2 separate regions of the Homo sapiens genome follow, and region 1 is linked to region 2. The links are chromatin contacts, found by Hi-C or POLR2A ChIA-PET in ENCODE. All regions are on one chromosome and are shown on one strand. The core of a region is the stretch at or near the end of the contact, and the rest is flanking DNA. Distances in the headings are between cores, read along the strand shown. Region 1 has its middle 23 kb from the start of LINC00310. Region 2 overlaps CFAP298-TCP10L (CFAP298-TCP10L readthrough).

Region 1 (6,234 bases), core at 3,403-5,902, 1.6 Mb before region 2:
AAGACTTGAAAAATAAAAATCCCCATCATGTTCTTAGGAAGACTTAGCTTCGTAGGGATGTCAATTTCCCTTAACTTATAAATGTTAACATATAACTGTTATCCCAGTAAAAGAAGTTTTTATCTATACAAAGTGATTCTAAATTTTACATGGAAAAATAAGAATAGACCAGCTATTTCTGATAAAATAAATGAGGAAGTTATACTATATATTAAAATATATTTAAAATCTTCAACAATTAAAACATAGTAGTGGCATATTACTTATTAGACGGACATATAGCACAGAATTGAAACCCTGGAAAACATCCAAATCATGCAATGATTTTGTTTAGGATTAAGATGGCACTCAACTACATGGGGAAAAGACAGATTATTCAATAAATGGTGTTGATAACCACCACTTTTGGATTTTGAATATGGGCTTCACATTTATAGTAGAATAAATTCTGACTGGGTCAAAGATTTAAATGTAAAAAGAAAAAACATAATACTAAAACAAAAATGGGAGCATGAGGAAGGCCTTGCTAACTACAACTCAAAATCTAGAAGCCACGAAATAAATGGTGAATAATTTCAACTGCATGAAAACCAAAAGCTTTTGCATGGCAAAAAGCAATTGAAAAAGAAAAAAAAAACACCCTAAGCAAAATCAGTAACAAATGACAAAATGAGGAAGATGTGTAACTCACATCACAAAGGATTAATTTCCCTAGTATATAATAAGCTTCTGCAAATTGATGAGTCAAAAGGCAAACAAACCAATAGAAAAGTGGGCATGGATATGGAGAGCTCACAATGAGAAACATACAAATTAAAACCATACTGGTTTTTTCAAATTTATCGAATGGCAAAAATCCAAAAGTTTAAAAGCCAAGTCTGTTGGTAAGCTTTGAAACATAGGCACTCTCTCTGATACATTGCTGCTGAGAGCATAAATTGGCATACCCCCTGTAAAGGCTAATTTGGCAACATCTGTCCACATTAGAGATGCATTTACCCTTTGACTCAGCAGTTTCACTTCTAGGAATTTACCTTATGCATAAACATAATTGTGTGCTGAACGAAGAATTGCAGTTGTCCACAGCAGCATTGTTTGAAAGCAAAATACTGCAGACAACTTAAATGTCCATTTCTAGGGGATTGTTTGGGCATATTTTAGACAGCAAGAAGCACTAGTAAAGAAAAATGAGGAAATGGTTTATGTACTATGATGAAAAGATCTCTAAGATGCACTGTCAACTGAAAACAGTGAGGTAAGGAACACTGTACTGTGTATTAGCAATCAAGTAGAAAAAGAGTTGGGAGTGGGGGAAGAACATATTCCATGTGCTTGTATGTGCAAAAATCCCACAAAACTCTAGAAGGATAAACAACAAATTAATAACAGTGGCTATGCCTTTAGGGTGGGGGATAAGAATTGGGCAGATGGGGGCCGGGCACAGTGGCTCATGCCTGAAATCCCAGCACTTTGGGAGGCTGAGGTGGGTGGATTACCTGAGGTCAGGAGTTCAAGACCAGCCTGGCCAGTATGGTGAAACCCCGTCTCTACCAAAAAGACAAAAATTAGGCGGGCATGGTGGCAGGTGCCTGTAATCCCAGCTACTTGGGAGGCTGAGGCAAGAGAATTGCTGGAACCTGGGAGGCAGAAGTTGCAGTGAGCCAGGATTATGCCACTGCACTCCAACCTGAGTGACAGACTGAGCCTCCGTCTCAAAAAAAAAAAAAGAAAGAAAGAAAAGAATTGAGCAGATGGGAAAGGACACTTTTCACTGTGTAATGTCTTATACTTGTTGATTTTTTTAACCATAAAATGCATTACTTATCCAAAAAGTTAAATAAATAAAACGTTCAGCTATGTGAAGGAAGCATAGGACAATATCCCTCTCTCTCCCTTTCCTTACCCCAGAGCAGCCTGGCTCCTGCAGAGCTGAGGAACTGAGCACGTGAGGTTGTCTTGGTTTCACAGAGCCTGGAGTGGGCATAGCTGAGTCCCTGAAGGTTACACGACTTGCTCAGGCCTGTCCAGTGAAGTCAAGGGCAGTTCCAGAGCTGGAAGCACAGGGCTGGGACGTGGCCTCTGGTCTCCTCCAGTGAGGAGGCAGGTGCCCAGGGGCAGGGTGCTTCTAGATGGCCCCCAAAGGAGCCCACCATTGCTACATTCTAGAGCAGCTGAAAGGGAGCCCAGGGCCGGCCAGCCAGCTCCGCAAAGGATTCTGGGTGATGAGGCATTGTGGGATTTTCTGAAATGACTTCATGTCATTTCTCTACCCCAGATCACCCTCCTCGCCTGGTGAGAGTTGAGAGGTCTCAAGCAGGATTCCAAAACCGAGAAGGGTCAGAGACTGGGAAAGGAAACTGGCCTCTCCAGCAGGAAGAAGCTGCCCCCAGGCCCTGGCCCCAGGATCTTGACTAGCCTATTAAAGACATGAGACTGAGGCCTGGACACTGGATTCCATTTTTTAATTTCCCTGGGGGAAACATTCCACACAGCAACCAGCAGGGTCATTTACTTCTTCAGGAGGCCTTTTATCACCCTGTGGCTGGAGGACCATCTGCAGCAGCCCCTGCTGTGCGCTGGCAACACTGAGCAGCATGTGCGCGGCTGCCAGGGGCTGCTGGCCACCTGGGCCTGGGTAGGAAAAGGACTTAATTAGCCACAAAGAGCTCCCTGAGTATGCAACTCAGAATCACTCAGTCTGTTCGCAAACAAGTAAAGCACCTACCATGATCCCAGCATAGTCCCGGTTGCCCCTGGGGTTCCCAAAACCCCAGCCTCCCTCATGCTTCTAGGCCCTCCACACAATGCAGCGAGTGACACGAATAGTCTTGCATTGGTCACTAACTGCCTTTTGCAGCTAAATTCTATTCACAGCAAGTCTGTGGCCTCCCCAAAGCTAAGGATCCCTGTTATATCTCCGGATATTCACAGAGCTCCCAGCGCAGCCGAGAACACACAGCCAGCCCTGCAATAAATGCTTGTTGGTTGCCTGCCAGGATCCAAGCTAAAAATGGAGTTGCCTTACGGCCAGGTAAGACCCAAGGCAGAGCTTCAGTCGTGCCCCCCCCCAGCTGTCAGGAACACTCACTGCAAAAGTCGGCCCTTCAGGTCACCTTCAAGGCCCTACAAACTCTATCCGGACCTGCCCCCCCATCAGCCTCTGACCCTGGCACTCATACCCCTCCAAGGACAGTGCCGGCCTTCCTGTTCCTCCAACAGGAAAGGCCACCGTCTCCCCTCAGACCCACTGCACTTGCTGGCTGCCCACTTCTAGAATGTTCTTCCCCTAGAAATCCATGGAGCTCACCCCCCCATCTCCCTGTCAGGTCTCTGCTCAAAGAGTATCTTCTCCATGAGGCCTCCTCATCACCCTATTCTAAAGCACTCTCACCCCGCATTTCCCCATCCCCCTTTCCTGCTTTCTTTTTCTCTATATCACTTACCACTGCCTAAACAGGAAAAAAAAAAAAAAGATTTTTCCTATTTATTTTATCACCGGTCTCCTCCAATCTAAGCTTTCTAAGAGCAGAGCTTTTTGTGTTTTGTTCAGCTGTGTATCCCTCCAGGCACAGAACAGGGCCTGGAGGGTTCAACAAGGCCCTCCAGGGCCTTGAGTAGGTGCTCAACAAATATTTACTGAATATATTAATATATGTATTGATTGATTAATTTAGCTGGGGCTCTTTCTTGAAGTTAATCGAATTAAAACAACATAGATTTTACATTGCTTGTGCACATGGATGAAAAACAGTTCCCTATACTTCTTTACTGTTTCATAGACGTAGTTTTATTTTATTTGGGTCTCACTAAAGACCTTACTCGATTAGATGGGGCAGAAATGGTTATGACCTTGATTTTACAGAGGCGAAAACTAAGACTCTGAAGGGTGAGATTTCCCCAGGACCTTCAACTGGTCACTAGCAGAACCGGGGCATCCAGGTTTCAGGTCCCATGTGCTGGGCTTTGTTTACTAAACCTCAGGGCTTTAGACTCAACCTCAGGGCTTCTCCGTGGATTCTTGCTGAAGCTTCCTACTTTGTTTCAAGAACCTGTATTTCCCCCTTTCTTTCTCTTCCCTCCTCCCAGATAGCTTGGGGCCCACAGTTCCCCACCCCTGCCCGATGCAGATGGCAGAAGAAACCATTGTAAGTCTCCTCGAGCTGAGCGCTGTGCACCAGGTCGCATTCTAAATTTTTGGACTGCGTTCACCAGGGTCTTTCACATTTGCAAGGAGCAGAAACAGGCCTGGATCCTCTGAAATAACAGGGAGGTATTGCCATAATTCACACAGAGTTAAGAAAGATAGGATTTCCTAACACAGACCAACCTCGCGGAAAAGCTGCGGCCCCAGCTCCGGGGACTGGAACGCAGGCTCGGGGCGCCTCCCCCTTCCCTGGCTGGCAAAGTCCTGTCCTCCATCTCGCCTCCATCCCCTCCTCCCCTGCGCTGGCAGAATGCGCAACGTGTCCCTTCTCGGTGGCCCTGGAATTTTCTGTGCGTCTCTGAATCATGGCACCGGTCTTGCTCCATTGGTTTTGACTGCTGGTCTTGGTCTCCTTCGTCCACCTTTGCGAACTCATCACCCTTTGCTCTCTAGGACCCACCGGCCACTTCTAAAAGGGCACCATAGTTCATAGGTGGATTGATCTAGAAAGGTGCCTCCTTCATTCTCCCCCACGATTTCTGGGTTGAAAGCCTGGTGGAGGCAGGGGGACAATTACAGGCAGGATTTATAACTTGGGTGGGCAAGCGTGGGGGTGGAGGACTGTGGCCTCTTTCTCTCTCTCTCTCTCTCACACACACACACACACACACACACACACACACACACACACACACGGAGGGAGGGAGAATGTCACCATTTGTCCCCCAGCTCCATTCCCCACTCCGCAATGATACAAGCATCGCCTGCTTTCTTTAATTTGCTTCAAGAGCTTTTGGTGCAGAGAGGTGGGAGAACAAGGGAGACCCCAACTTGTCGCACGGCGACTCGTGGCAAAACGCCTGGACCCCGGGGCGGTTTCGCTCAGCTCTTCCCCAGCTGGTGGCCACTCGGCGGCCGGGCTGCGGCATTCCGAGCGCGCGATCCCGCCAGGGCCGCCACCGAGGGCAGCGCCGAGAGCATGGAATTTTCCACCGCTCAGCCGAGTTTGCAGAATTGCGTCTCATTGGCCGAGCGGAGGTGTCTGTCCCCGCGTGGGTGCGGAGATGAGATTAGCCAGGAGCCCTCCTCAGTGGGCTTTGCAGGGCTCTGATTAATCAGGTCAGCGGGGCCAGGGAGGGGAGTAGAGGGCGGGTGGGAGCCTGTTTTCTAACCCAGCTCTGCTGCAGCCTTTGGACGTCCCCTCGCTGCACGGAAAGTGCGCCAGGGAGCTGGAAACAGTCGACAGCAAACCTTAGAATTTACCTCTTCATCGTAAAATCCCCCCAGAAACCACTGCAAAATAAGATTATCAAGCTAAACCCTGCCCCCTCCCTCACCTCCTCTTAATCTCCCTCATCCCCCAGTTAAGCCGGAACTAAAACCAGGACCTTACTCTCTCCTGTCCCTGACATTTAACCCCTTAAATTATCTTTCTGCAGTGACTTTCACAGATCCCAATCGCGACAGTGATTCAGGACCAAGTCAGTACTCCCCCACCCCCAGGGTCGAACAAGAAATGCAGAAGGTGGCAGGAAATTAGAACTAAGGGGAGTGGACCTTATTGTGCAGGCTGAAATGCCCACCTTCAAGTTAAAAGATGCAGCAAGACAAGACGCCTGGCTCAGCAGCGTGTTCAAATAGAGTGTTGGCTTAATGGAATTTATGTGTGAGCCAGTCGTGTTGATTTTTGATTTAAAATAGCCCCTTGTTTTATTTGCTCCTGGAGTGACTGCATTAGGAAGCTCCTTTCTGAAAGCTATGGTTAAATCTGCCACAAAGGCAGCCCTGGCCCTCACAAGATGTTTGATGAGTGAATGAACGCTGTTCCCGGCAGTCAGGGCCCTTGAATGAAGGTAGTATGAACTCCAGTTCCTCATCCTGGCTGGGTCATATACTTCTTCTTCCTCTTTTTTTTTTTTTTTTTTTTTTTGGGGGGGGATGGAGTCTTGTTCTGTTGCCCAGGCTGGAGTGCAGTGGCACCATCTCAGCTCACTGCAACCTCCACCTCCTGAGGTCAAGCGATTCTCATGCCTCAGCCTCCTGAGTAGCTGGGACTACAAGCCTTCACCACCATGCCTGGCTAATTTTTG
Region 2 (5,856 bases), core at 1,821-4,320:
GCCTTGCCCAGGGGGTGGGTCCCAGACCTGAGAGCAAAGCGCTGTTCTCTGAAGTGCTTTGTAGCTGACTGCATCTTGTGCCTTACTCTTTTGGTTGATTTTCAAATTTTGTAAAAGCAAATTTGCATCTATTTTCTCTTTTACTTGGTTATAGTTTTAAATGTCTCTATGAAAGGGTTTTGACCTTGGATGATGTAGTATATGCAATAAGATGCTGTGATTTTATTTCAGGAGCATCCTGTCTTTGTCAGTGTATAGTTCGTGTGTGTTAAATTCATGCTCAGACTTGTAAGAAACAGTTAACCAAGCCATGTGATCATAGTAGCTCTTTTCAGGGAACTACTACTTCAATATCATTAGAAAGTCTTACTGAGCCTGCAGTAGGAATACTCTTTTGGCCGTGATAGTTATCCCATTGCTTCATGTAATCAGCAGAACTTACTAACCAAAAAGTCACTCACGCATGACACTACACTCCTTAAATACCCATGCGAGAAGAACCATCCTCTCTCCCTGCCCTTGTCTGCCTCAAAAGCCTCTCTGAGCTTGGTGTGTTTGGGTGCAGCAGATCTCAGGAAGTACGTGAGTAGCTTATTTGCAAGCCATCTGTGACGGCGGGGGGCAGGTGGTGCCCGCTGTGGCACCGTGCTGTGTGTGTTCCCTTTGCATCCACTTGCTGACTCACCCAAGGTCACAGGTAGCTAGTGGTGGTAGGACCACAGGGTCACGTCCAGGAACTTTCCCAGGATTTCCCAAGAAATCAATTTATCAACAAAAGTAATCTTGCCAGTGTTAGACCACTGATCAGCTTAAGTCTGTGGTCTTGTTGTTATTTTCTTCTTTTTTTAATCCAGTCCCTGTTTGAGTCAATATCAAAAGGAAACCAAGTGTCTGCTGTATGCACGGTGCCCATCTAGGTCTGTGGTTTTGTCCTTTGACATAACTTGTCTTCTTATGTGGTTCTTTCATGGAGACCAGGAATGCTAGTAATAAAATTTGATACCACCTAAAACCTTTTCGACCATCAAACTGACAGCATCAGGCAGTATTTCTGTCACAAGATTACCTCGTTCCTTGGCAACTGCTCTGCAAAGAGTGTGCCATCAAGCTTGAAATGAACTGCCACATACTTGGAGCACAGTAGCCTTGAGAGGGTCTGAGCTCACTAAATTCCCTTCCAAAGCCTCAGCAACCACCCCCTTGAAGAAGTGACCAGAGAGAGCTGCTTGCCCCGACCTCTTGCCGTTCCTTGCAAGATAGGAGTTGCCCCTCTACACTACCAAAAACCCACTGGCCCTGGACAGGGCTCAAGGAGAGAGGTGGCTGATTTCCAGGAGAAGTTCGATACTAGACATAACAGTAACGGCAGCTGGCATTATGGGGACTTTGCTATTTCCCAGACGGTTGTACTAAGCACTTTACCTATATATTCTTTTCGTTTATACCTAAAAACAGCCAAATTAGAAAGAAACTACTATTGTCATCTCACGAGTTAGGAAACCAAAGTCCAGAGGGATTAAATTGCCCAAGGTGAGGAGACTGTAATCCCAGCACTTTGGGAGGCCAAGGCGAGTGGATCACCTGAGGCCAGGAGTTCGAGACCAGCCTGGCCAACATGGTGCATGGTCTCTACTGAAAATATAAAAGTTAGCTGTGCATGGTGGTGTGTGCCTGTAATCTCAGCTACTCGGGAGGCTGAGGCAGGAGAATTGCTTGAACCCAGGAAGCAGAGGTTGTGGTAAGCCGAGATCATGCCATTGCTCTCCTGGGTGACACAGCGAGACTCCATCTCAACAAAAAAAAAAAAAAGAAAAAAAAAAGAAGAAGAAGAGACACCAGGGATCTATGTACACAGAGGAAAGGGACAGGGAGAAGGCCGCCATCTGCAACACAAGTAGTGGGGCCTTGGGAAGAACCAGCCCTGCCAATGCTGTGATATTGGACCTCCGGCCTCCAGAACTGTAAGAAAATCAATGTCTGTTGTTTAAGCCACCCAGTCCATGGTATTTCGTTATGGCAGCTCTTACAAACTAAGACACAAATGGGTATTCTATAGGAATAGATATATATACAAGGAAGATAGACATTCTTCCTTTTATCAAAGTGGACTTTACTTCTTAAAATGCTCAGAATATACTAACATTGTAAAATATAATTTTAATTTTTTTTTGCAAATGGGAAACCACACAGTTCCAGTATCATCTACATAATCTGTTTCTGATTCTTGCCCAACTCCCGCAGCCCATGTTAAGGTTGAGAGCCCACTCCCTCCTCAGTTCCCAGGTTTCCGAACACACCTCCTTCTTCATCTCCCATTGAGCTGGTTGTAATCATGGCATTCGGTTACAAGTCTGTCTCCCTGGATGGACTGTGAGATCATGGGAACGAGGGCACTGTTGTTAGATTTTTAATTTTATTGTATTTATTTGTTTGTTTATTTTGAGACAGGGTCTCACTCTGTTACCCAGGCTGGAGTGCAGTGGCATGATCTTGGCTCACTGCAACCTCCACCTCCCGGGTTCAAGCTGTTCTCCTGCCTCAGCCTCCTGAGTAGCTGGGATTGCAGGCACGCACCACTGTGCCCGACTAATTTTAGTATTTTTAGTGAAGGCAGGGTTTCACCGTATTGGCCAGGCTGGTCTCACTCCCAACCTCAGGTGATCTGCCTGCCTCAGCCTCCCAAAGTGTTGGGATTACAGGCGTGAGCCACCGCGTCCAGCCTCTACCATGGCATAGCACATATGCTCACATACTCTTAGAAAGATCACAAGAAACTGGTGACCATGGCTGCTTGTGGTTAAAACTCTAGGGGGCCTGGAGGATGGGCTGGGAGGGAGTCACGGTTCACAGGATGGTCTTTTGTACCTTTGAAATCCACCTATTCAAATAAATGCAAAACCAGTTGCAGTACAGCCACGTCCACGGCAGCATGATTCACAATAACTCAAACGTGGAGGCAACCCAAGTGCCCATCCACAGATGAATGAGTCAACAAGAGGATGAATGAGTCAACAAGAGGTGGTGTATCCGTACAATGGAATATTATTCAGCCTTACAACGGAAGGGAATCCTGACACATGCTCCAACAGGGATGAACCTTGATGACATTACACTGAGTGAAATAAGCCAGATACCAAATGACAAATACTGTAAGATTCCACTTATACGAGGTTCCTAGAGTAGTCAGATCCAGAGACAAAGCAGAATGATGGTTGTTAGGGGCTGGGGACAGCAGGGAAGGATGGAGAGTTACTGTTTAATGGGTATAGAGTTTAAGTTTGAGAAGATAAAAACATTCTGGAGATGGATGGTGCTGATGGTTGCACAAGAATGTGAGTATCACTGAACTCTACACTTAAGAGTTTTTAGTTTTTAGTTTTAGCTGGGTTTGGGGTCCCAGGCCTCAGGCCTCACCTGCTGCCTCAGGATCTCCAGGGCCCTCCCAGATCACAGACCTAACAGATCTTAGGACAATTGGCCCAGGGTCATCAGCGCAATTGATGCAGCTCCCTCCCTCTCTTGTAGGACATTTTCATGGATGTTGGCATTTGGTATCAGAGCAGCTGAAGTTATTATGCATTTTCAGTGTATGTATTTATGTAGATAGTGGTACGCTCTTTTAATTTTTTTTTTTTTTTTTTTTTTTTGAGACAGAGTCTCAATCTGTCACCCCCCAGGCTGGAGTGCAGTGGTGCGATCTCGGCTCACTGCAATCTCTGCCTCCCGGGTTCAAGCAATTCTCTGCCTCAGCCTCTCAAGTAACTGGGATTACAAGCACCCCCCACCATACCTGGCTAATTTTTGTATTTTTAGTAGAGATGGGGTTTCACCATCTTGGCCAGGCTGGTCTTGAACTCCTGACCTCATGATCCACCCACCTCAGCCTCCCAAAGTGCTGGGATTACAGGCGTGAGCCACCGTGCCTGGCCATGATAGTGGTACACTCTTAAATGTTTAACAATAGCTTTCCCAAAATACATGTGCATATAAATACAGATGTAAGTTTGTTATAAATTTTGCTGATATCAAGGATATGTAGCATACAGCTTACAAGTAATAAGATATGCTGCACTCTCTATCATGAACTCCACATAACCAATTGATGCTCACAGAATGTTTTTGCTGATTTTTGTTGAAACACGATTTGACTAATCTAATTATATAGCAACCTGCTAACTCTTTTCCCTATACATTTATTTTCCTTAATCTGATTTGTGATGTAAACTATTTTCACCCTTGTATATATTACATACAAAACTGAAACCTCTTTCAGTTTCAGCACCGGACACCACCCACATGTGAGACTCCATAGTGAACATTTTCTCCATCACTTTCTTTTTCTTTTTTTTCTTTTTGAGACGGAGTCTCACTCTGTTGCCCAGGCTGGAGTGCAGTGGCGCGATCTCGGCTCACTGCAAGCTCCGCCTCCCGGGTTCACGCCGTTCACCTGCCTCAGCCTCCCGAGTAGCTGGGACTACAGGCACCTGCCACCAGGCCCGGCTAATTTTTTTGTATTTTTAGTAGAGACAGGGTTTCACTATGTTAGCTAGGATGGTCTTGATCTCCTGACCTCATGATCCGTCTGTGCTTCTGGAGCCTCTGGAGCATGTCTCCTGACGCCTGGAAAACAGCTACCCAGGGGCAGCGTCTGCAGGCACTGAGTCCAGCACAGGTTTCTGAGCTCCAGGCCACACAGAGTACGTCAGAGCACCCTGCGTGGAGCAGACGAATCCGCATCTGCAACGGGCTCCAAATACAACCCGCATCCCGACCCCGGGCACAGAGTTAGGGCCCAATAGAGCTGGGCCAGAACAGTTATTCATGGTCTTCAGAATTCATGTTTGTGAAATGCAGGGCCCATGTCTTGTAGGGGTAACAGGAGCAGTGTTTAGAGCAGAGCACAGGGCCTGTACCCATCAGGTGTTATTACTATGAGCTGCCTTTATTCGTGCTCAAGTTATTGAATGTGAACAAGTTTAGTGTCCAACACCGTGGAACAAGAAGTCCAACACCGTGATGCAGGATTCATCGAATGTGGGCGTCCCTCCTACCTCTCCACTGGCCCCTGTGACAGTCGATGCCTGACCTTACCTGTCAGTTCAATGTGTAAAAGCACAAAAGTAGATTCCTTGATTGTGCCAATGCCACAGAACAGAAGGGGGTGGTGCTGCAGGTTATTCCTGTGTTTCTAGGAAGGCAACAACTAGATAGAATCGAGCAGAATGGATTTCATCTAGTGCTTGATGGAAATAACAACCCCCACATGGCTTGTCATACACACAAAATGCAGAGAAATATGCAGCGTTCTGGAGTTTCCTGCACGCTGTCCCATGGGTTCCCCCATTTACTCTTCATACCAACTGGCTGATGGGTCATGGTCCCTGCAGATACAGGAACTGAGCTCAGAGAGAGGCCGTGTCTTCTGCAAGACCCCCGGCCAATGAGAGGGACTCAGGCCTGAGCACAGGTTTCTGAACCAGAGTCTCGCCTCTCACCTCCTCAAACCTCCCTGCTTCCCTTCCCACCAAGTTATAATTGAGTGATTGTGCATCCCGATTGTGGTCTTCCAAAGGCACTTAACGTGATCGCACTTTCCCCTTCAATTTCTCACCAGTTAGCTTGTAAATGACAAAGTCTGCCCCATGGAGAGAGCCTTCTTCAGATTTTAAGATAAAGACATCAGTAGTGCAATTAAAAAGATGAAGACAATGAAAATAATTATTTAGTAGGATAATAAACGGAATCTGGGCAGAGTCGTGCTGAGCAGCTATGAATTGCATCAGCACATAACGTACTGGCCGCAACTCACTGTGCAGAATGGCCAGGCCACAGGCTCGGGCTCCCCCGACACTCCAC

What was found. Hi-C counts contacts between places; a loop is a spot of excess contacts on that map. ChIA-PET counts read pairs that join two places held with the same protein, here RNA polymerase II (POLR2A).
Region 1: a map of HepG2 shows a loop between it and region 2 (10-fold over the local background). The contact joins two enhancer-like sites. A Hi-C loop is called at or near these places in 1 of 168 maps with a recorded cell type or tissue (HepG2). POLR2A ChIA-PET finds 5 or more read pairs at or near these places in 1 of 52 experiments (OCI-LY7).

Annotation. Positions count from the first base shown.
Region 1 is chr21:34,200,994-34,207,227 of GRCh38, reverse strand. No RefSeq gene overlaps it. Among named protein-coding and RNA genes, the nearest start is that of LINC00310, 23 kb to the right of the region's middle. RefSeq lists an enhancer at 2,573-3,571. Within about 2 kb of position 4,652, at least 24 of the 41 ENCODE cell types and tissues checked have a DNase peak (open chromatin) inside an H3K27ac peak, as active enhancers do.
Region 2 is chr21:32,594,510-32,600,365 of GRCh38, reverse strand. All of the region lies in intron 5 of CFAP298-TCP10L (CFAP298-TCP10L readthrough), which reads left to right. It overlaps CFAP298 (cilia and flagella associated protein 298), which reads left to right. Exons shown (of 7, transcript NM_021254.4): 7 at 1-1,012. Among named protein-coding and RNA genes, the nearest start is that of TCP10L, 12 kb to the right of the region's middle. Within about 2 kb of position 3,070, at least 3 of the 41 ENCODE cell types and tissues checked have a DNase peak (open chromatin) inside an H3K27ac peak, as active enhancers do.